Linked DNA regions of Mus musculus: all the other regions are linked to region 1. The links are chromatin loops, found by intact Hi-C in ENCODE. Cell type or tissue: left cerebral cortex. All regions are shown on one strand.

The links. Peaks named below come from ENCODE experiments on the same cell type or tissue, not always from the same donor. Only the 100,000 strongest peaks of a DNase experiment are listed, where the experiment ranks them.
Region 2: it touches region 1 in a loop (2.3-fold over the local background); 4 of 42 quality-filtered maps call a loop at or near these places.
Region 3: it touches region 1 in a loop (2.5-fold over the local background); 2 of 42 quality-filtered maps call a loop at or near these places.

Annotation. Positions count from the first base shown.
Region 1 is chr6:12,257,385-12,265,384 of GRCm38, forward strand. No RefSeq gene overlaps it. Among named protein-coding and RNA genes, the nearest start is that of Gm35961, 94 kb to the left of the region's middle. In left cerebral cortex, a CTCF peak has its summit at 3,506 (motif pointing left); DNase peaks (open chromatin) are centred at 1,987, 3,169, 3,441, 3,761 and 1 more place; H3K4me3 peaks cover 462 bases.
Region 2 is chr6:11,921,372-11,929,371 of GRCm38, forward strand. It overlaps Phf14 (PHD finger protein 14), which reads left to right and starts at 4,510. Exons shown (of 18, transcript NM_001168382.2): 1 at 4,510-4,921; 2 at 5,356-5,466. The coding sequence starts at 4,921. In left cerebral cortex, no CTCF peak of the experiment used is centred here; DNase peaks (open chromatin) are centred at 4,463, 4,954 and 5,148; H3K4me3 peaks cover 2,092 bases; H3K27ac peaks cover 1,555 bases.
Region 3 is chr6:12,172,697-12,180,696 of GRCm38, forward strand. It overlaps Gm35961 (a long non-coding RNA gene), which reads left to right. Exons shown (of 6, transcript XR_377345.3): 2 at 354-500; 3 at 7,601-7,700. Among named protein-coding and RNA genes, the nearest start is that of Gm35961, 9.0 kb to the left of the region's middle. In left cerebral cortex, a CTCF peak has its summit at 4,821 (motif pointing right); DNase peaks (open chromatin) are centred at 4,858, 5,523 and 5,874; H3K27ac peaks cover 524 bases.

The DNA of each region.
Region 1 (8,000 bases):
AACAAAACAACAACAACAACAACAACCAGTGATGTTGTACAGTGGGCTACCTGAGGGCATCTTCTGAAATCAGAGTTGCAAGCTTAAGGGATTTACATGGTCATTGAAAGCATTGAACCCTCTTCCCAGGGAGGTGACTCGGATGGTTTTCAGATGGAAGAATCTGCAGAGAAATATTCAGAGTCCTTAGTTGTGTTTTCTTGCTCTCAGGAGCACAGAAAATTATTCTGAGAGTGGATAGGAAAATAGAAGAGAGAAGGGGAGAGGAGAAGGGAGGAGAAGGGAAGTGAGGAGTGGAGAGGAGAGGGAAGTGGAGGGGAGGGGAGGGAAGAGAGAGGAAAGGAAGAGAGGGAAACTGAGTTTGTTAGAGAGTGAGAAAATGATTGAGAAACACAAAGTAGAGGTGAGGTAGAAGCCTGAGGCCTGTCTCTGTCTCTGCTTTGCCCTGATAGTTAATTGTTCCTTTATTTTGTGTGACATCCCCTACAAATTCCTATTGGGTCATGATGTGGAGCTTCCAGGATACTCTGCTGATGTGTCATACTTCAGCAGTGTGAAGAGACTTTGCTGTCCTGTCGTGGGAGCAGGCCATATTTATAACCAAAAGTTGAGAAAGAAATGCTTGTGACATCGAGATAATTGTTCAATGTTTCCCGAAGCACCATTGCTTTATCTCTTGAACCATCTACAGTTCAAGCTACCTTAGCCAGACAGCAGACATTTTGCTAGGAATGAGGCTACTAAGAAGAGGGACAAAGAGGGCATCAGGAAGATTTTAGTCACACTCACACCCCCTTCGTGGTGCTGTGGGTCAAACACTCCCGAACACTAGGCAAATGCTCCACCTCTGAACCAAACTACTAGCCAACCTTGTCCCATTTGAAAGGCTTCAATCCTGGATAACATCCTTGAATTTGCTTAGGTGATTTCACTCCCTGGGCAAACCTTTCTGGTTCTCACTCATCAATCACAAACTGTTTAGAAATGGCTCCATTCTATGAATAAGCCTGCAGCCGGCTGCAGAGAGCCAGCCCGAGAAAGGATGGAGTAAGAAACACAGTTGAGGGGGGCCTGACAAGGGCACAGGGCAGCCAGGAACAATGAGGTATTCTCCCAGGGAGTGGCCATGCCATTGTAAACCATTTCATGTGTCTAATGCGCAAGGGCAGAAACCTCCAATTCTTTTGAATTTGATGAGTCTGTTGTAAGTGCATCTCATCCAGCACAATAGTAGGATGTGGGAGTCTCTGGCCCTGCAGAAGAAACTTCACTGGCACACCAAGTACCAAGTCTTTGAGGAGAGGGTGCCTATCATGTATGTATAACACGGTAGCCCAAGAACTGTCGGACTTATCACAAGGCAAGAAGCAATCAGCTATTATCACTTAATGTGGAGCACATTATGATATCTATATGTGGTACCAACAGATGCCATGGCCAGTTCCACATTAGTGACTTGCTTTCACTACGTGACACCTAGGTCTCTTCAAAGCATTGATGTATGGTATAATACCAGACTATACTGGAAGAGCAAAAGGACTATCTCTGAACGAAACAAAAGGGGCAGAGATTGCCACAGCAGTGTAGGGATGCTCTGAGCAGTGGGGGATTCTGGAGGGCAGAGTGAGGGATGAGATGTCGAGGAGTTGACAGCCTTTGAATGCAGTGGAGTGACAGCGCCATTCATTGTCCCCAGGCTGAGTTCTGCCTAATTCACAGAACACAGTGACTTAAGAGTTCTCTTCTTCTACTTGTTTCCTGTGAGAGATGGGGGCTGTTGGTTGCTAGGGTTACCGTCTAAATGTGAACTCAACTGACATGGCATCTCTTAATAAGGGCAAGTCCTTCATGTATTTTTGAGAGCGCACCGGTGACAAAATCCTCCTCAGTTTAGCAGGAAAATACCGCAAGAGTAAATTGTCAATGACAACATCAGTGTCCTCTCTCGGCTTCAGGGATTAAGTGAGCAGCAGCCACTGTCAGGCTCTGATGTGACTTCAGGATTCCTTAAAAACAGCAGCTAAATTAAAGGTCCCTACCTGAGGGGAGGGGAATCCTGCTTTCCCAGCAGGGGAGATACCTTGATTAAAGCTCAGCCTGACCTTCCTGCTTCATCTCCACGGAAATAGAGACGGGTTTCCTAAATGGCAGGACTTTTACAGAATCATAATGCACAAGGACCAGGGTGCCGAGCGCGGAATTTCCATCTTCATTCCTGAAGCCCGCATAGGAGAGAAAATAAAGGAGGGCCTCTATTATTTGTTATCAAGAGAGAGCAGCCCTCCTTTCCTTGTTTCTTTTGTGCAGAGACACAATTATCTGTAGAACAAGTAATTCATTCTTCAGCCCTTTAGATTGCTTTTCTGCACACCGAGTTCTTGGGTTATTATCGTTTAGTGGATGCCAATGGTGTGATGGGAAGGCTTCGATGCTGAGGGTGATATGTATTGGTAAAGAATTCGCTCGGGGGAAACAGCCCAAGCTTCGGGGAATTTAAAACAAAAGCGAAGCCCCACAGGACCAATCTGTTTCATACTTAATGAGGATGAAATAAGCCTGCGGATTTTTTCCTTGTATGTTCTTTGATGTTCCATTAAGTCATAATTACTTAAATTACAAAATGTGCTGGTAGCCTATGGAATTTAAAGGACTTTTTCTCTTTTAAATCACAATGTGTAGGAGGAAAACAATTTCTAACAAATCAGGGAATATATCCACTGCAGTGTTGTATTGGGTTTTTTTGCGCATTAAATTTTAAAAATTAATAAAATTGAGTCTTCGTGTTATTAACACCCTCCATTTAACACAATTTGCATCTGGAGCATAGAGCCTCGTTTCTTTGTGATACTTAGGAAAGATCAAAATGTTCACAGTAATAGTTGGTTTGAGAGCGAGTTCCAGGAGAAACAGTAGAAATGTTTATTAAAGGCAGAAATCTGAATGTTTTGTCCATTGCATTTTTATATGATTAGTAAGCGTCACAATCAGTCTCAGTGATTGTAAACTCACAGAAGAGAGGACGGTGATTGTCTGAAGGGCAGCAGTCCCATAAAAAGGAGATGCATGCAGCGTGTGGAGAGTGAGTTACCTCATCTCTAACAGCACCAAGTGCCCTACAGTGTTCCTGCAAAAAGACACCGTGTGTCCAATAAAACGTCACCTATGTCTACAGAGGCGAGGAATGCATTATCTCAAGTCACTGTTACTAGAACAAATGAGATGTGTTTGTACTTAGCAGCTGTAAGCATGAAGCAGATGGGAGAGATACAGAAAGGGAGAGAGAGAGACAGAGAGAGACAGAGAGAGAGACAGAGACAGAGACAGAGACAGAGACAGAGACACAGACACAGACACAGACACAGACACAGACACAGACACAGACACAGACACAGACACAGACACAGACACAGACACAGACACAGAGAAAGGAAATCAAGAATTAAAATGGAAGCAAACCCCAGCAGTGTACTTAGCAAAAGTGAGGATATGCTACCCTCTGGTGGCAAACCATAGTACCGACATGCGCTATGTGGATTGAGCAAAACCTGATTGGGTTTTGATTGGTTTTTTTTTTTTTTTTTCTGTTTGTTTGTTTGTTTGATTGTTTTAAATCAGAACAAGTATCTGAGCATTCTGCTAGCATCGACACAGTGTTTAATCCCTCCACCAACCTTCTGATACAGAGAGCTAAATCTACACCAATTATATTTGTCTGTTTTGTGTTCACAATATCGTGAATTCGTGTTTCCCCCCAAAAGATGTTAATTCTCTTCCATCAGCGTCTTCCTCTTCTTCTACCTGGCATTGGATTATAACGTGGACAGAGTTTATAGCCTACTCTGTAAAATAACGTGGAGAAATCTAGACATTTCAGGAGTTTGCTGCTTTTAAAAATGGTAATTCATGTACAGAAGTTGGAGTAAATATAAATAAAAACTGAAGACACAATTGAAGCCAACTGTGAAAGAGACCCCAGAAAAATGAAATGGAAATAAGAACCTGCCTTCCTCCGCACAGCTGCCTCCCTTCTCAGTGGCCGCTGTCTCAGCCTTGGCACACTGATTCTTGCTATTCAAGTGAGGCGTGTTCTCTCTCTCTGACAATTGCCACGTGTGTTCCCTTACAGCTTCTGCTGGGTAATTTGTCATACCTGTGGAGATTCTGATTTTTTTCTCTTTTGCTCATAATGGGAATATTGTGCTTCAACCTATTGTATTTTAGTTTCATGTTTGCAACACTTCAAAAACTGTGCCCTTTACCGTCTTTTGATTGTTTGTTTTGTTTTGTTTTGTTTGTTTGAGGAAGGGTCTCACCCAGTAACTTGGGCTACCCTTGAATTCATAGTCCTGCCTGTGGACTGAGATTACGGACACAAATGACTCTGGTTGGCTTTAAATTTAGTTGCTATGAGAGTTAGAATTTTTTTCCTTTAATTTTTCCTTTAATCATAACCTTCAGGAGGCAGATGCAAGCAGATATCCTAGTTCAAGGCCAGCCTGGGTTACAGATTGAATTTGAGGATAGCCAGAACTATACAGAGAAACTTTGTCATGAAAAACAATGAGAGAGAGAGAGAGAGAGAGAGAGAGAGAGAGAGAGAGAGACTCTGTCTCCTGCAAACATATTTTCTGCATCAATCTTTATAATTCAGTGTTTGCTCCTCCTACTGGTACATCTGCTATATGGATTCCTCTGCTCAAGTGCCTAAGTATCATAGCACACATTTATTTCACAGTGGCTTATTTTAGGTAAACCTAAAAATGCAATAAAGAGAAATTCTTGAGGAGTAAACATTCAGGTTCACATTGAATATAACATTAATCGATAATTTGGATGGCAAAGAGAATACTTATTTTCAGCGACAATGTCTGTTTTCTTTTGTACATCTTGGCAGTTATGACTTCTGAACCGTCAGACTGTGTGCTTCAGTTAAAACTTCATGTGTCCCATAATTCAGTGTGACGTTCATGATGAGTCTTCATGATAAGGCAGTCGCCGTAGAGCATGCCGTGCCCTGGGATGTCTCTGACTCACTAATAAAATTATGGGCACACATTGTGCTAGAAGAATCATCGAAGAGAGTGATAAAAGAATTACAGTGGTTTGTAGGAACGAATAAGAACTATCCTTGATGCAACCAATGGGTATCCTAAGATGGCTTCTGCCAGTGTCTCGGGTTAATGATGACCCGAGCAAGAGCAGAAACGACCATTACCAGAAACGCAGGGACAGCCTGTTGTCTCTGGTTGCACTGATGGTTTAGGGCTGTTGGATTTTTACAAAGTGTTCTGAAATAATCAGAGACTTGATTCCAAAGTCAGTACCGCCAAAAGGAAGAGTCCAATGATGAAAAGCACCTAGGCTGTACCTGGCAGTAACCTGCTGGCCGAAAGCCTCTTGACAGGTGGCCGTGACTGTGGCGTGTTCTCTCAGTCCTGGGGAGACAGTGTGTTCCTCTGCTGTGACGTTGTGAGTCTCTCTGCAAAGCACACTCTCCTGCCAGCTTTTACAGCAGTTGACCGCAATCGGTGACCTGGTTTCAGCTCTAGGTGTTCTTAGATGGCCTCATTCTGCTTCAAAGCATTGCGTTTGCTAGAATGAGAAGAATCCTTCTGTTGCACAAAGTGGTGTCACGGAGGAAGAGAAACTAGAAAGAGACTCGCAGAGTCTGCCCTCTCAGTGCCAAACCCGTGCCTTTGTTTACCCTCTCTTTCCCATGGGCTTCAGGCATCAAAAGGTCTCACAGGGATCATAATCCCAAGACCTGTGTACTCCGCTGAGCAAGGCTGATGCTGACATCAGAGCGGTGACCATGACCATGGCAAGGTCAAGCTGAGTCTGGCTCACTCACTGAGGAGGGCTGGTTCAGTGTTGGACTGACTAAACAAAGAAATACAGGACTGGGAAGGGAGTGAGCGCCACACTGAAAATCCACTCAGCACAGATGGGAGAGCAAAGGCAGAAGTTTCCATTATCAGTCCCAGCTGCGATTTCTAAATATTTCCCCTCTGCTTGTTTATATTTTCTTTTTAGCATTTTAAAACATCATTTCACCTCCCGGTTTTGGTTTTTCTCTTGTCTTTTCTTTTCTTTTCTTTTCTTTTCTTTTCTTTTCTTTTCTTTTCTTTCTTTCTTTCTTTCTTTCTTTCTTTCTTTCTTTCTTTCTTTCTTTCTTTCTTCCTCTCTCTCTCTCTCTCTCTCTCTCTCTCTCTCTCCTTCCTTCCTTCTTCTCTCTCTCTCTCTCTTTCTCTCTCTCTCTCTCTCTTTTTCTTTCTCTCCTTTTTTCCCCAGCGATCATTTCAGAAGACAGACACCAGGCTGCTTTGGGTAAAGATGCTTTCTTTCATCAGACTTCAAAGACCCCTGGTCTTCAATTTCCCAAACTTGTGTAGTGCAACTGGAAATTTCATTTAATTGTCTCAGATGTATTCTAGATGAGCCACTGTGTTAGCTGTGGTTATTATTTTGAACTTTGCAGAGCTCTTGAAGAGTTGAGTACCTAAGCTAGTTCTAGCTGTGGACGTGTGGCAGTTTAGATGACATTGGGAGAGAGACGGAGATGAAGGGTAGGGGTCTTCTACAGGTACTCAGACATTTATCCTGTAATTAGAAAGTTCCAATACATTCTTTTTTTTTTTCCATTTTTTATTAGGTATTTCGCTCATTTACATTTGCAATGCTATACCAAAAGTCCCCCATAGCCACCCACCCCCTCTCCCCTACCCACCCACTCCCCTTTTATGGCCCTGGCGTTCCCCTGTACTGGGGCATATAAAGTTTGCGTGTCCAATGGGCCTCTCTTTCCAGTGATGGCCGACTAGGCCATCTTTTGATGCATATGCAGCTAGAGTCAAGAGCTCCGGGGTACTGGTTAGTTCATAATGTTGTTCCACCTATAGGGTTGCAGATCCCTTTAGCTTCTTTGGTACTTTCTCTAGCTCCTTCATTGGGGGCCATGTGATCCATCCAATAGCCGACTGTGAGCATCCACTTCTATGTTTGCTAGGCCCAGGCATACTCTGACAAGAGACAGCTATATCAGGGTCCTTTCAGCATAATCTTGCTAGTGTATGCAATGGTGTCAGCATTTGGAAGCTGATTATGGGATGGATCCCCGGATATGGTAGTGTCTACATGGTCCATCCTTTTATCTCAGCTCCAAACTTTGTCTCTGTAACTCCTTCCACATTCTTAAGCTGCTGTATTAGGTGCAGTTGGGCTGTGCTAAATGTCTTTGGAAGCAAGGGGGGACTCAGACCTGTTTCTATGAGACAAACAATAGAGTATCCCATAGCTTTGTCTATATCACTTGTTCACATTTTTCTGCACATTTGAATATATTACTATAAACTGATGTTGTTTTTTAAACTAGTGAATTTTATTTTAAAATGATTATAAAGGTTATATAAGTTCATTATAATTATAACAAAATTAAGAGATACTTAAAGGCTCAATTAATCACCTATAATTGATCTCTAGAAACAATTTCTTTAAATACAAATTTAAAAAAAATTTAAAGTTATAACACAATTACCATCACCCCCCCCCCCAAACACACACACCTCCTGCCTTCCCTTTCCTCCCTGCAACACTTGCCATGTATCCCCTTTGTCTTAGCTAGGTTGTGATGAACACTAGGACCAAAGCAAGTTGGGGAGGAAAGGGTCATTTGGTTTATGCTTCCATATCTCTCATCAAAGAAAGTCAGGACAAGAACTCAAACAAGGCAGGAACCTGGAGGCAGGAGCTGATGCAGAGGCCATGTAAGGGTGCTACTTAATGGCTTGCCCAGGCCTTTTCTATAGAACCCAGAACCATACCCAATGGGATGCCTGCCCTCCCACGCCTCTACACCCATAGCAATCTTTAATTACAAAGATGCCCTGCAGGCTTGTGTACAGGCCGATCTTATGATCTTGTGGAGGCATTTCCTAATCGAGGTTCCCTCCTCTCAAATGACTTTAGCTTATGCCAAGTAGACATAAAACTATCCAGCAAAC
Region 2 (8,000 bases), 340 kb before region 1:
CTAGTGTACATATTGACAGTCCTAAGTTGGACACTGTTGGAAGAGATGCTTGAATATGTGAAGGTGGCTTTGGAATTGGAGCTGAAATATTGTTTAGAGTATAATAGAAACAGCTTAGATGTCCTTAAGAAATAGTTTGTGGAAATATGGAGATCTAAGTCAATCCTAGTAAAACACATTCTGTACATCTAAAGGTAGTCATAAGCACAGATAAATATTTAAATATTTACTTCTCTCATAAAGATTCATGAAGAAATGGAGCATATTTGGATGGACCCTGAAAGAAGGGTCATCCTTCTTATAAATGCCAGAAAGTGTGGTACAATTTTGTTTTTCTATTGGCCATAAAGAAGAAACCTTTATAAAGTTTAAATATTAAGCTGATACTTTTTTTAGTACCATTGGAGGTGCAAAATCTAGCAGCAGCTGAGAGTCCTCCTGGGAATAAACACGTCACCAAGTCTCTGTACCTTCAAACAGCTTCCCAGATACTTTACAAACCAGAGACGAAGCCAGAGAACCAAGAAATTGCTGGTTCTGGGTGTGATGAAAGCCTTAACCAAAGCAAGTGATTGATGAAAGGGCTCATTTGGCTTCTGCTCCCAGACCATAGTATATCATTGCAAGAAGTCAAGGTAGGAAATCAAACAGGGCAGTAAACTGGAAGCAAGAGCTGATGCAAAGCCATGGAAGGGTGCTCTATTGACTTGCTGCATATAACTTGCTCAGCCTCCTGTCTTACAGAACCCAGGACTACCACCTCAGTTGGCCCAATCATATGGAGGCATTTTCTCAGTTGAGACTTCTTCCTCTCTGATGACTCTACATTGTGCCAAAGTGACATTTAACTCTCCAGCATAGCATCCTTTGGAAAGTCTTTATAACTTAGAAAAGCCCCTGCATTAAAATGTCTATAATAAGATCAGCTTCTCTGTACTACAGTTTGCTGCTACACTACAGGTGATTAGCTACTGTCGGCTTCTGTTGCCAAATCTCTTCTTAGGGCCAAACACAAATCACATCTGCAGTCCCATTTCCAAGAGACTCTGAGACCGATACAGATGAACAGGATAGATATGAGTCCAATTTCGACAAAAAGGAAAGGTCTAATTACACTGACAAAGAGAAGTCTTTGATGTTGCAACCTATTCTCAATTCTTCAGATAGCCTCCTTACCAATCGATATACTCAATGCTCACAGACTTGTCTAAAATTTCAACCTGTGGATTCAAGATCACTGGCTGTTGGCATTGCTCAATGATTTTATTAGAACACCGATTCTCAGTTAGAGGCATGAATGAGGTTACCACTGTTGGCTTTTCTTTTCAAAGGACATTTGGCAAAAACTTTTTAGATATCACAACTTGAATAAAGGTGAGCTGCTTCGGCATGTTGTTGCTAGAGGGAAAAAGCTGGATCATCTACAGACACAGGGTCATCTTCTACACTACATTATTTAGCCCAAAGTATCCATGGTGCCTACACTGAGAAATCCTAGTTTTGAGTAACAGAGAAGCTGTATTTCTTGACAATGAATTTAAAACTCTGAACTTTTGCTCATCACTCACACTCACACACACACACACACACACACTATTTAAATACACATTTAATATTTATTTATTATATTTAAATATACATATTGGCTGTTCTTGGCATTGCTTTCATCTCAGGCCATTTATTTATTTTTTGCTCCATCTCGATGGTCTATTAGAAGAAGTACTTGTTGCCCGTAGACTGTGATCAATAATCACATGTGATAATTTAACTAATTATTTCTCATTACAATATCTTCATTTTATTGGCAATAACAATTTCCCTGCTTTTTGAGCCAAGCCATATCAAATAAATCTTTATTTTATAGGGTAAAATTTTATTTCTTTTTTATTACCTAAACATATTAGTGTGCCAATCGGATTTTTTCAACATGCTCTTAGCCCTGGGAATTTCTGTACTTTTAAAAAACATCTCCCTTCACTCTTGACACCCACCCCAGTTTAGATGCATACTTAAACTTTTTGTGTATGAGTATAAATATAAATTGCTCTAGAATGCTTTTCCTTTGTGTTTCCTCCTCTCTGAATGTGTGTATTCTTTCTCTGGTTGTCCAGAGTAACAAACAGTAATTTACTTGATTATATATTCAGTTGTATCTCAACCTGTGGCTGGGAAAAGACAATAATCATTTTGGTACATTCCTTAAATTGCTATATATGGTATTTATTAAATATGTTTCAATGAAAATATCTTTGAAGAGTTTCCTCCTCATTGCATTCGGTGATTTGATGTCTATAAATTTCACAATTTTTCAAAACATTTCATTTCCCATTCTAAACATACTGACATTCAACATGTATTTGTGGAATAAATAAATGAGTTTAATTGGTTTCATTCAAACCTTTGTGTAATATCAATATAAGATTTGCCATATTTGTATTATGTTCTTTTTTCCTCTTAGTAATACTGAGTACTGTGGTTTATTTATATGGATGTCTTCCAATCAAATGTGGTTGGTTACTCCTGTAACCTTTGTGCCACTACTGCACCAGCATATCTTGGAGGCAGGTTGCTTTGTCTGAGGCCAGATCTCAGTGTTTGTGCTTGGGAGGTGCTGATGATTACGTTTCTCGTCCTCTCATAGTGTGCAGAGCACCTTAACCTTAGCCATTAGGGATGGAACTTCTAGTTGAGCACCAGTTTAATGTTCAATAATATAAGTAGTGTCTTCAGCAGTAGGGATTTGCTATCAGGTTGTAGAGATCAAGTAACAATAGTCTGTGATACTTGAAGGGTTGTATGGAATCTGTCCAGTGACTCAACAGGAGAGAACCCATTTGTAGCACTGGAGTTTTCACTTGGTGAGATAAGCTATCTAGTTGAGGCATTGTCTCCCCCAGTATATGGGGGAGTAAATATATTCTATTTCATTTCCTTGCATATTGTATTTGCTTTAAAGAGCCTCTATGCTTGTAGATTTCTGTTGTAACACAGTCCCCAGAATGCTGTTTTCTTAGTGAGGAGAATTGGTGAAGAGAATTCTGAGTGCTTGGGAGACTATAAGACAACAAGACAAGAGTCTTGGAGCTCAGTTTCTTCAGAACACAGAACTTGCTTTTGGACTGCTTCGTGCTCCTCCCAGGTGTAGTGAATAGGAGTGAGTTTATTTCAGCTTATCCATCACAGCTAACTATTGTTATTTGTTTATTACCACCAAGGAAAAGACATTTTTGACATGTGCAGCTTTCCTTGCAATTGGACTCTTTACTCTTGTGATTCTTAACTCTTACAGTTTAAATTTTCTGATGTTCTGAATAAAGTTAGCTATTGCATGAGAACTTAGTCTACCTTCTTTTTAGGTTCTGTTATCCCAGGCCCCTGTAGAGTGGTAAACAGTTTTTCCATATATTTTTTGAAGGGGTCTTTAGTGTTAGTTGTCTTCTCTATATTTCCCACCCCCATTAGACTTTTTTTTCACTAGCATCTTAACTTCACCTTCAGATTCGTTCATTAGCCTATTAAAGCCAGTCCTGGGCTTGGCTCCTGTCTGCCTTGTTTCTGAGGCTTACTTACTTACTGGAGTTACACAAAATAGTTGTCTTTCTTCTTTTCTTTTTAACTTATGTTCCTAACTTTGAAAAATGGAATATTTGTCTTTTTGAGTCCTAGTTACCTCACGCAGGATAATTTTTGCTATGTTTGTCCATTTTCTTGCAAATTTCATTTTTCTTAACAGCTGAATAATATTCCATTGTGTAACTATAAAACATTTTCACTATTCAACCATTAGCTTATGGACATCTATAATGTTTCTAAATTTTGGTGATTATATAGAGAGCAGCAATGGACATGAATGAGCAAATATCAACGTCTGAGTGGTGTCTTAGTCAGTGTTTCTATTCGTACACAAAACATCATGGCCAAGAAGCAAGTTGGGGAGGAAAGGGTTTATTCAGCTTACACTTGCACATTGCTGTTCATCACCAAAGGAAGTCATGACAGGAACTCAAGCAGGTCAGGAACTTGGAGGCTGAAGTGGATGCAGAAGCCATGGAGGAGTTCTGTTTACTGTCTTTCTTCCCCTGGCTTTCTTATAGAATCAAAGAATACTAGCCCAGGGATGGCACTACCCATGATGGGCTAGGCCCTCAGTGCTTGATCACTATTTGAGAAAATACCTTACAGCTGGATCTCTTGGAGGCATTTCCTCAAGGGAGGCTCCTTTGATTACTCCAGCTTGTGTTAAGTTGATACACAAAACTAGGAAGTACAAGTGTTATAGTCGAATCTTGAGGTAGATGGAGACTCAGCTTCGTGAGGAACCTGTACTCTGATTTCCATAGTAGCTGTACCAGTTTTCACTCCCACCAGCAATGACTAGTTCTTAGGCAGATGGATGGAACTAGAGAATCTGTGAATATTCTTAAAGTTACTGAGTTCCGGCGAGGGAGCGAGTGCGCGCATGCGCCCTCAGCTTCGGCTGCCCAGGGCGGCGTTTCCGCGGCGGCTTTCACTTCCTCCTTGTCGGAGCTGTATCCGGGTCGCTGTTCTCCCTATTGTCTCTGACAGAAGGCCCTCCGCTGTGCAAATTCTGGGTCTTTTGTTGCTTCTGGTGCAGGCTAATAAAGTTTTCTTTTTATTTCCAGTTTTTACCGGGGCAGTTCCCCTCGCAGGGCGGCCGGTTCGGGCCTAGCGCCCCTGGCCGGGGAGCGCGGGGGAAGGGGCGCCGGGCGGGCGGGCGGGCGGGCGCGGGGCGTGGGGAGGGACAGTAGCCCACCCCCGGGGTCGCCCCTGCTCGGTCGGCGCAGCGCCCTGCCTCGGTAGCTGCTCTCCGACCGGTCTCCTTGGTCCTCTGCGCGTCCCTGCTGCCTTGCCTCTCGCAGCCTTCCCTAGCTCTCCAAACGACCACCTCACGGATTCCTTAGTAAGTGTCTCCGAGGCCTCAGCCCCGCGCCACTTCTCCTTTCAAGTCAGGCGGTGCTGAGCAGGGAGGGCCGGGTGGGTCCTGCAGGACAGACAGACAGACGGACCCTTGCTGGAAGCTGCTCCGTGGTCCCTTGGCTTCCGAGATAGCGTGCGTGGCCGTACGTTGTCTGAGTGAGGGATTACCGAGTGGTCAGAAGTTAGGCGGGGGTCTGCGAGGATGTGGGCTGTTTGCATTGGTCCTGGCCTAACGTCAGGGGCAGCCAGGCTCTCTGCATCCAGCGCCCCCAAACCCAACTTTTCCCACCAAGCTCAGTGTGGAGAAGTCAATTGGAGATTCCGTGCAGTGCACGAAGTCATTTCTATTTCCCCCAGCATCACAGTTCTCCCTGTTTGGTGAGATTGTAAAATGATTGTAATTTTTTCTCTTAACAGTGGATCGCAGCTCCAAGAGGAGGCAGGTGAAGCCTTTGGCCGCTTCTCTCCTGGAAGCTCTTGATTATGATAGTTCAGATGACAGTGATTTTAAAGTTGGAGATGCTTCAGGTAAATGTTTGCTTTCTCTCCCTTTCACAGCTTTCTGCCGTTCACTGCATTTTTAACTTTTTAATTTTTTTTTGAGACTTTTGATTAAAATGTTCATTTACTGTGCACACAAACCATTTATTTTGGTCATTTAATTTCTCACATTAACCTAAGAACCTCTCATTAGAACCTACTATGGCTTCTGCTTCCGTCCAGATTTACTCAGATGGTTAGCTGGTAGGGAGGAAGCCTTATTCAAAAAGGAGAAACATTTTTCCCAATCTATACCCTAAACTATATTTATGCTTATATACTCGAGTGAAGACTTGAGGTACCCCAGATGTAGAAGAGTATATTATGAATAATATGGACCACAATATTCTTGCGCAGTGTTACTCCCATATCAGCCCCCTAGGCATACTTAGGGGAGTTCTTTTTGTGCACGAGCTCGCTAACAATGAAGCCCAAGGAAACCTTGTGCTTTAAAACAGCAGGTACCGTGGCCCAGTGCCTTGAGTGCTTGCTTATTCCAGTTAGTGATGTGAAGAGGTGGTGAACTTGTATGTTCACATAGTTTAAAAGCAGAGAGGGAACATTAGAGGTTTTCTTTGTGCATTCTTCTTCTGTGTACTTAATGTATTAAGTTTCAGTTAAGGCAACCCGAGAAACAGAATGATACAGGCTGTTGTATCTGCAAAGCATCAGTGGACACCTGAACATTAAGACCTTTTTGTATTTCGCTCCCATTGATGAACATTTAGATAAAGTATAAGATAAAAGCCTGTCTGAGTTCAGCTCTTCTGAGGCTCTTATCTTGAAGCAGTGGGAGCATACGCAGGGCCTTTCACAGGCTCTGCTGCTAGACCACACTTGCAGTCCGTCTGACATAGTTTAATATCCCATCATGCACCAGCCCCTCTGACATGTTACCGTCCCATCAGGCAGTCTGAGAGTTTGGAACGTCTTGCTCCTTTTCTCCGACACTCTCACCTCTCTTTTTAAAGGTGGTGAGAAGAGATGAAATTAGTTTGCATCAGCCAGGTACTCCTGGCACATGCCTTTAATCCTAGCAGTGGGGAGGAACTCTGCGAGTTGGAAGGCAGCCAGGGCTACAGAGTCAAACCTTGTCTTAGAAAACAAACAAAAAATTCCTTGGATTGTGTTACTCTTAACAGCATCAGCAGACAGTTTGCATTGTGATTTGCTACAGAATCTCGTTTAACTTTATAATAGCTCATGTAGGAGATACTCCTTCACAGTCATAGAGGAACTGAGTTTAAAGGACTGCTCATGACGTTCTTCAGAAACTGATAGCCAGTGGGTCCGACTACGCTAAAAGTGGATTGATAGAATCTCAAATCAAAATGGCCTGGCAATTGTGGCAACTAATGAGTTCACGCCAGCCGTCAACACTCAAAAAATTACCTCGATTAACTGTTTTCTAACCTTCACGTTGCAGCTCTTTATCTCCTATGTAGTTGATTCACTGAGGTTTGGTACTTTCAAAGAAGGAAAACAAGGAAAGGGAAAGGAGGTAAATGACTTCTTCCTAGGGTTGACTAACAGGAGTATTCTTTGCTGAAAGGTAGTACTGGTGCATAGGTGAGGTTTAAAATGAGAAGTTGCTACCGTTTAAAAGATAGGAATCAATGAAACAAACTCCGACGTTTACGTTCTGTAAATGTTCAAAAGTGGTTTGGTTTCAATAAATCCTGGTTTGATAGTTTTATTGTTTTGTTTATTAAGGTGGAGTCATTCCCAGACATTTCTCTTTCTGAGGGATGAAATAGTCCAAAGATAAGTTTATAAGCTACCTGAAAAAGAGTGTATGGTATTAAGCCAAGCCAAGGTTCCAGAAGGGATGTTGAAGATGTTGAAGGGACGTTATATTTGGCAAATGTTTGATCCCTAAAAGAACTAAAAACTTCATACTATTTGTTGCCTCTTAACATATAATCCCCATTCGTCTACTGCCCTGGCTCCTGGCGAGTATATGTGAGCTAAGATTTCAGGTCATAAGTTTACTTTTGTAGCTTCTGCATGTTACTGTGAAAAAGAGCTAGTGGAATATGATTTTATTTTAAATAATAGTCAATGGCAGGTGAGTCTTCTTTTTCCATTTGACTCAGATGTGTTGGTGTTCAGAGAGGAGATATTAATGTATGCTAGATCAGCACTATTTCCTCTCATAGTTGGTTGAGGACAATAAATAAATATGCCCTCAGTTAGGGCACAGTTTAAATTAAAATAATGACCTCCAGAAAAGCCATATATAGAAATGTTAGGTGGAACCATATACAAGTGACTTATTTTTGTAGGTCTAAACCAGCCCAATATTGGAAATTATGTGGTTTAGCTTAGATAAATAGTTTATTTGATTTGTGCCTAGGGTTAGAGATGATTATTATTATTTTTTATCTAAATTGAATGCTTTTGAAGATGTGAGCAGTTAGTAATCTTATTATTAATATAAACTTGGGGTGTCCTGGCCTTTCCTCCTTTCTTTGCTATATAACGGGAGTTAACTAGATTTTGATGGGTTATTTAGTTAGTGT
Region 3 (8,000 bases), 85 kb before region 1:
GGCGACTATATTTAATGATTTACTAAAATGCATCACAATACCTAGCAGAGAGGATTTTGAATATTCCCATTACAAAGCAACAGTATATGTTTGATATGATGGATATGCTAATTACCCTGAATGGATTGTGGAACGTGAGTGCACATGTCAATTTATCACACTGAGGTCCCATGACTGTATAATTATTCTATCAATTAAAAAAAAACCAAGTTTTTATATATTTATCTTAAAATAAAAAATATTAAAAATCTCAGTGGAATGTCAACAACAATTCTGATGAAGACTATAAATGCTTTAATAGAATAGAAACAATTCTAAATGACTTAGTAGATTCCTCGTTTTCTTATTTGTAGTGTTTGGATACGTTTTAGAAAAGCAATATGGAACGAAGTGGAGTTTCTGAGAAGTGATGACAGTATTGTTTTAAAGTCAAGATCAAAGTGACTCATACCTGCTGTGAGAGATTGCACTGTGTCTCTTCAAAGGACAAATTCTGCTAGGTAAGAATGAAAACAGTAAAATAGTAATTAGTTCAAGTGTCCCTGTGTCTCCTGTGTGCTTTGGTATACTTACTATTTTTAAGTAATTGTTTCATGTTATATAATTTAAGCTACTATAAGGTACTCCATATTTAAGGTGGTAAATAATTAGAAATAGCAAATATTTCATAATTTTTATGTATTTTCCTGAATTTGGTAAAACTAGCAAATGAGAAAAATCAGATTCCACTCTCTCCACAGTTTTGACCTACGTGTTAATGGTCAGTTCAGAATTTTACATCCCACTCTTCCAGATGGGCTTCCTCTTGCACTCTCCACATCCTGTAGTTCTTGTTTATCTGTAAGCTCTCCTCTGCAGATTTCAGGCTTGCTACTGGAGATGAGATCTCATTTTCGTTCTATTTTTAATTTGACTTCTCAGACAGATCCACGGTTATGTTAGTGGGTTTATCTTGCTTACACAACATTTTCCTCTCTCCCTTGATAGTTTTGAATCTTGTCAAACTAGTATACATTCATCATCTAGCATTCAAGACATTTTACAACATAGACTAAAGCTAAGTCATTTGTTGATTTCTTACATTTTCTTACATTATATTTCATCCAACTTTGTCTTCCAGTGGACAAAGAAAATGGAGTCTTTTCTTTTGTCAGTTTTTCTTTCAATTGTCTCTATGTTTCTATTGACCAAGCCCTGCCTCCGAAGCCTTGTAACTTAAGTCATATGTTTGCAGAGCTATCCCTGCTTTTCAGTTCAACTTGTCGTATGGTCTCTACTTCACTATTAAACTATGTATTTTGTTAGTTTTTTGTTTGTTTGTTTGTTTGTTTGTTTTTAGTTTTTGAAATTATAATTCGATTATAACATTTCTACCTTTCCTCCCTTCAAACCCTGTTGGGTCTGGCATAGCCTTGTTGAGGATAGAGGAGAGAATGACATGGTTCCTGCCCCTGGGACTGGGCCAGCAGACATGGGCCTCCAAGAGTGTGGTTGGCTGCCATGGGCATAAGGCTAGTTTGTATGATAATTTACATATTTTACATTCTTCCTTTAAGAAATGTCCTCTGTGTTAACATCATGACTCCATGATAATCAGAGACAGCAGGAGTCCAGGAAGTGAAGGTATGGCTAATGTCCTATGAGAATCATAAACCCTGGAACCTTCAGGATAGCCCTTAAGGCAGTGGAAAAGAACTCTAAAAACAAGGTTGAAATCATAATTTCTCAACTATGCAAAATATAAGGGTGCAATGTGAATTATATGAGGGGCATCAGGAATCTGAAAAAAAAAAAAAAAAACAGAGGCAACTATACTATGAGCCAACTTGTCAGAAAGATAGGAAGGAAGGAGATAATGAGGTTTATCGAGTGGTGATCACAGGAGATCCCATTCAGCTAAGGTCTTTTCTTTTTCTTTCTTTCTTCCATTCTTTCTTTCTTTCTTTCTTTCTTTCTTTCTTTCTTTCTTTCTTTCTTTCTTTCTTTCTTTCTTTCTTTCTTTTTTTTTTCCTTACACAGGCAGACAAATTGTTAAGTTCAGGATCAGCCTGGGACAGAGCAAAGTTAGACCCAGGTGTTGTAGAAATGGTAATTTCAGGATAGGATCCTACCCAGCTAGCTTATTGTCTGTGAAGAACAGAGGCAAGCAGACCTCTTTTGCAATGTTAAAAGAAAATATGTGCTTGCTGTTCCCTAAGAATTAAGGGGCTGGGGTCATGAGATGCTGATTCATAGGATAATCAAAAAGGGAACCTGGAATAAAGATTGAATTGATATGTAAAATAAAAAACTGGGCTTATGATCTGCAAGAGATGAGCTATCCAGAGAAGTTTTTAGAATAGCAAGAAAGATCTGCTTGGAGAACTTTCTCTGGCAGAACACAGAGAGAACTGTCTAGAGATCTCCAGAGAAAGCTGATCAGAGAAAAAGCAGGCTGAAAAACTGTCTCTAGTAGAGCATAGGCAGCCAACTTGGACCCAGGATTTGACTTTGAGTCAATTGCTTTACTTTTCTCAGAACCTCTCTCCAAGCTGGGGTTTGGTCCTTGACATAAACCTCATAAACTCTTTTCCAGTTCTCCTTCAGATTTATGCCTCCTTTTTCACTAGCTGTTATTGCATGCATTTGTGTGTGTGTACACATATATGTTCCTAAATAAAAAGTGATGTCCAGTTCATATAATTAAAACAAACTGAGCAGTTCTTTAGAAGGACACGTCTTGTGTATTTTTCATGTTCCTTCTTTGAGCATATCCTAGAGATCTTCAGGGCTGCAGTTATGCATTTCTGAAATGATGCTACTTAGGAAAAGTCAATATATTGATTTTATTAATCTAAAAAGGTATTGTTACACCCTTGTTAGATCTCAGACTTCTCACACTCTGAGATAATATATGGAACTTAGAAGATCATGAAGATACTTTCAAATAAGATGTTTTAGTAAAATTCTTAGCAGTATTGACCTGATATTGCTATTGGCCTAAAATCAATAGCAAGGACAATACTGGTTTTGATTGAATACATTTATGGGATTAATTAATCTAAACACAGAAAACATTCAGAAGCTACACAAGGAATTCTACTGCTAGAACAAAATTAATATAATTTAGCTATTTGTTTTATTCCTATTAATGCTGACAATGTACTATTTTCCTGAACTTTTTGTATGGTTTAACATAATGTGGGTGTTTCTGCACCCTACTAGTAAAAAGAAGTATTCCAGATGTTTCAATACATTGTCAAAATATACCTGTGATTTAACATACTAGAAGGTATATATCTCCTCGACTACCTTTTGCAGGTGGAGAATTATTTGACTACTTGTAAGTAGTCTTGGAGTAGAAATAAAGTGCTTGTGTGTGTATGCTGCTGGCACAGTGAGTTTCACATCGGCCATCAGCCAATCAGTAAAGGTAGGAACTTGAAAGTATATGTCTCAAAATAGGGAAAAGTGCAACTGGAGCCAAAAGCTTACACCAAAAGAAACGCCCAATAAGGAATTATTTTTAATTCAGATATTGCATTGGCAATTTTCTCATAATTCCATTAAGCTTAGCTCCCATTATTTGGACAATCTGCAACACTGTTATAAACCCACTGTTTTCTGAAACAGAAAAGATAAAAGTGATACACAGATTCAACAGAAAGGTTTTACTCCTGGGCTGGCTGGGTATTTATTTTGGAAGCTTCCTTATGAATGGCTAAATAGGTTGGTGAGGGGTGGCAGGCAGGGGTTGCCATACAGGGCAAAGGAAAACATTTCTTAGAATACAAACTGAAAAATGTCCAAGCCTAGCTTTGCTCAGACACAGATAAAGAGCTGCTAAGTGTAGGTGTTCATTTATATTCTTTTGAATCCTTAGTAAGCTAATTAGGAGTACATGGAATAATGTATGCAAATTGTATAGTACTCTGCACAATACCTGGACACTTAATAAATATTAGTGATTATTGGTAAATATTAATAAAAATGGCATAGTTATGAAACTATTGTAAAAAATAAAGATTTTATTATTTTTGATGGCTAGGTATTTGAGTTATTATTAACATAAACAATGGTATAATATATAAATGTAGCACAATTTACTCTCTCATAGGTTTTTTCAAATAGAAACATAACAAATCATATACACAATTTAAAATTTAAAAATTTTCTGATAACTATATTAAAGAAATGGAAAGCGGAAAATTAATTTTAGTATTGGTTTAAATATTGTATTTAACCCAGTGTTCCTAAACCTATTTCAATGTTGAGTTGATATAAATCATTGTAAAGAAATATTTTGTTTTCTTTCTAAAGAAATGAGTGTTTGAAGATAGCATGTGTCTTAGTTAGGGCTTTATTGCTGTGAAGTGACAAAATAACCAAACAAATTTTCTAAAGGAAAATATTTAATTGGGCCTTTCTTACAGTTTCAGAGGTTTAGTCCATCATTGTCATGGAAGGAAGTATGTCAGCAGGCAGGCAGACATGGTGCTGGAAAAGTAGCTTAGAGTTCTTCACAGGATCTTCAGGCAGCAGGAAGAGACAGTAAGCCACTAGGTGTGCCTTGAGCTTCTAAAAAGTGAAAACCCACCTCCCAGTGACACACTCTTCCTCCAACAAGGCCACACCTACTCTAACCTCCTAATAGTGCCATTGCTTATTGGCCTTTTATTCAAACCACCACAGCATGTATTTGACACTTGCAGGACATCTCATGTTTAAATAGCCCCACATAAAAATTTCATAGCCATCTGTGACTACACAGTCTCCTATGTAGATCTGTTTACAAATGAACATTTTTAAAAATTATTTATTTATTTTATGTATATGGGTACACTGTTGCTATCTTCAGACAGACCAGAAGAGGGCATCAGATCCCATTACAGATGGTTGTGATCCACCATGTGGTTGCTGGGAATTGAACTCAGGACCTCTGGAAGAGCAGTCAGTGCTCTTAACCGCTGAGCCACCTCTCCAGCCAAAATGAACATTTTTTAATGCGAATTCTTTTCTTCCCAATATGAAGATATTCATGGTATTTAATGCCCATAGGAATTTGAAGCATTATTCTACACCAAAATTACAACGGAGGGAAATTTAAAATGTCTATAAAAGTGAATTTATCTGCACTATTTCCCACCCCACCCCCACCCCTGTAATGAATGCATATAGAAGTCAGGTGATACTCCCAGTGTAGTCACACAGAGTGAAAGTTCTCATTTTGATATTTAAAATGCCTTACTTACAAAAGCATATAGAGTGCATAAGGCTTTGAACAGAGCTAATAAATAAGCCTTACTCTCTATTTGAGCATAGAACCATTGGGAACATATACCTGCCAAGGACCAGCTGCCCAGCTGCAAGCTGATAGCCTATGTTCTGCATGAGATGGCTTTTCAAATCTCTCTCTCTCTCTCTCTCTCTCTCTCTCTCTCTCTCTCTCTCTCTGTGTGTGTGTGTGTGTGTGGTATGTGAGTGTTATGCTTGAGACAGCCTGTCAGACTATTCTCTCTCACTCTGTGTCTGTGTTCTGCTCCAGATGGGTTTTTCTTGCTATTCTAAAAATACCTCTCTGGTTAAGACAGCTCTCTCTGGCAGTAAAAATTCAAAAAGCTCTCTGGATAGCTCATGGGTTTTCTGACAAAGTCAGAAAAGCTGATAAAAAAAATTCTCTGACCAAGTCAGAAATACTACTAGAAAAATTCTAAAAGTAATTCTTGGGTTTTATGATCAAAATCAGAAGGCCAGAAAACATAAAAGTACTGTATTCACTCTCTAAGCAATTCTTGGGATTTCCAACCAAGGTCAGAAATCCTGTTTTAAAAAGTTCTAAAAGAGCTATGGAAATTTTTAAAAAGAGTCGTACTAGTTCTCCATGGATTTTTCCAACCAAAATCAGAAATTCTGCTAAGAGAAATATTCTTGAAGAGCTGTTGTTGCTCTCCAGAGATTTCTGGACAGTTCAGCTTTCACTAGAGAAAATTCTAAGGAACTGCAAACACTTTCTGCTGGCTCATCTCATGCAGACTGAAAGCCCAGTTTTGGTTTTGTTTTTAAATTTATATATCAATTCAGTTACTTATTCCAGGTTCCCTTTTGATCATCCCATAAATCAGCATTCCTTGACCTTAACCCCTTAACTCTTAGGAAAAGAACAGTAAATATATATTTTTTCATCACAAATGAATTCAGAGATATGCACATCTTCCTAAACTTAGATGGGTGGGAAATGGTCCTGAAATTACCATTCTGATTACTCCTGGTCCAAAATTCATTCTGTCCCAGCTTGTTCTTGAACTTGAGAATTTACTGCCTTTGTATCTGCATGTCTTTGTATCTTTCTGACAAGCTGGTTCATAGTCCAAATTCCTCTGTTTTTCTAGGTCCACGAATTCCTTCATATAATTCAGATTGCATCTTTATATTTTTCATAGCTGAGAAATTATATATTTTCAAATTAATATTTTTAGAGTTCTTTCCTTTTGATTTATCATCCCCTCCTTCCGAAGGAAGGAGATAATGTTTGCTACCTTTCCCCTCAGATATTTGGTTAGAAACAGCTGATGGCTCACATTCACGCTTACCATCAAGGAGTGTACCAGCCTCCAGAGGCAACCAAGTTGAGGGCCCTGAAGATTTGAATCTCTTCTCTAAACAGGTGTCAACCAATCTGGGAGCACATTTACAAATGGTATCTTGCTGTCAGCCCATGACGCCTGGTTGTTTTTTCTAATCTTCATGGAAAAAGGTTTCATCCATTGGGATAATTGTAGCTTTTTAACATATTTCAATGTAATTAGTGAATCTGCATGTCAGTGTTTTCTTGCATATTCCCTGATTGAGTTGGAGACCGTTTTACTTCTCCCCATGACCCGTCAAAGATAAAGAATTTGTTTACTGTAAATTGCACACCGCTCACTCCTATGTGCCATCTGCTGCACTTAACTGCACGGTGCTACTGTTTTCTATTAATAGCTCTTTGAACTTAAGAAAAAAATAATCAGAGGTGTTAATCAGAAATGTTAGGGGAATATTTACCCTATCAAGCTTTGCTTCTTGGTGGGATTTTCATTTTTGTTGTGTTAAAAAGATATTGCATTTCTGTCTAATAGGTTATAGTGAAGCAGGGTTCAGAGAGCCAATCTGAGTGGCTGTCATCTAGCATAATTGTGAAAGGTGTAGATATAAGGAAAGGCAGGAGGTTTTTTTTTTGTTTGTTTGTTTCAGAAAGTAATTTAGGTCTTTAACATGGATCTTATGGTCAGGTCACAGGTCAGGATTGTGAAGTTCCTCAGTGGAACTGCCTCATCTCCTTTGCTGTGCTGTCTCCTTGCTTCAACTTAATAATAATAAGAGATGTCATGCTTTTTTTTTTGATTATTCCAAATAACCACATTATTGGTCAAGGTTCTGTAGAAGGACAAACCCAACAGAATGAATAAATATTACAAAAAGAGGCTTTATGAGATTAGGAGCTGGGCACTTCAAGCATGGCTGTCTACATGAGAGGAGCTCAGAAGTTGCTGAATTTGCTGGTAGTTGCTACATTCACAAGAGTATGTGCCCCAGCTAAAGGACTGGAAGATCCCCAGAAGGCTGCTTATCTTCTGTCCAGGTTGAAAGGCTGAAGATGCCGGTTTCTGCTGTCCCGGAAGGATGGCAGCACCAACAATCATTATGGAATAGATGGATTCATCAGCAAGAAGCAAAGGCAGGTACGTAAGTACACTGTCTTTTCCTCAGAGGTCTTCAGGAAAGTGATGCCTATTCTGGGAGAAGGTCTGTCAATGAATCCTTCCTTGCAATGCCCTAATAGATCTGCTCTGAAACATTTGTTTTTTAATTGATTCCCTATTCAACCAAGTTGACATCAAGATTCAATTAATCATCATAGCTGCCATATTGGAAAAAATAAAACACAAAGTTACCTTGGAGCATTATTAACAAATGGACCTTGAATGCTAATGTCTCTATAAATCCAGGCCCTCCTTGAAGTAAACAAACTGCTAGAGGTT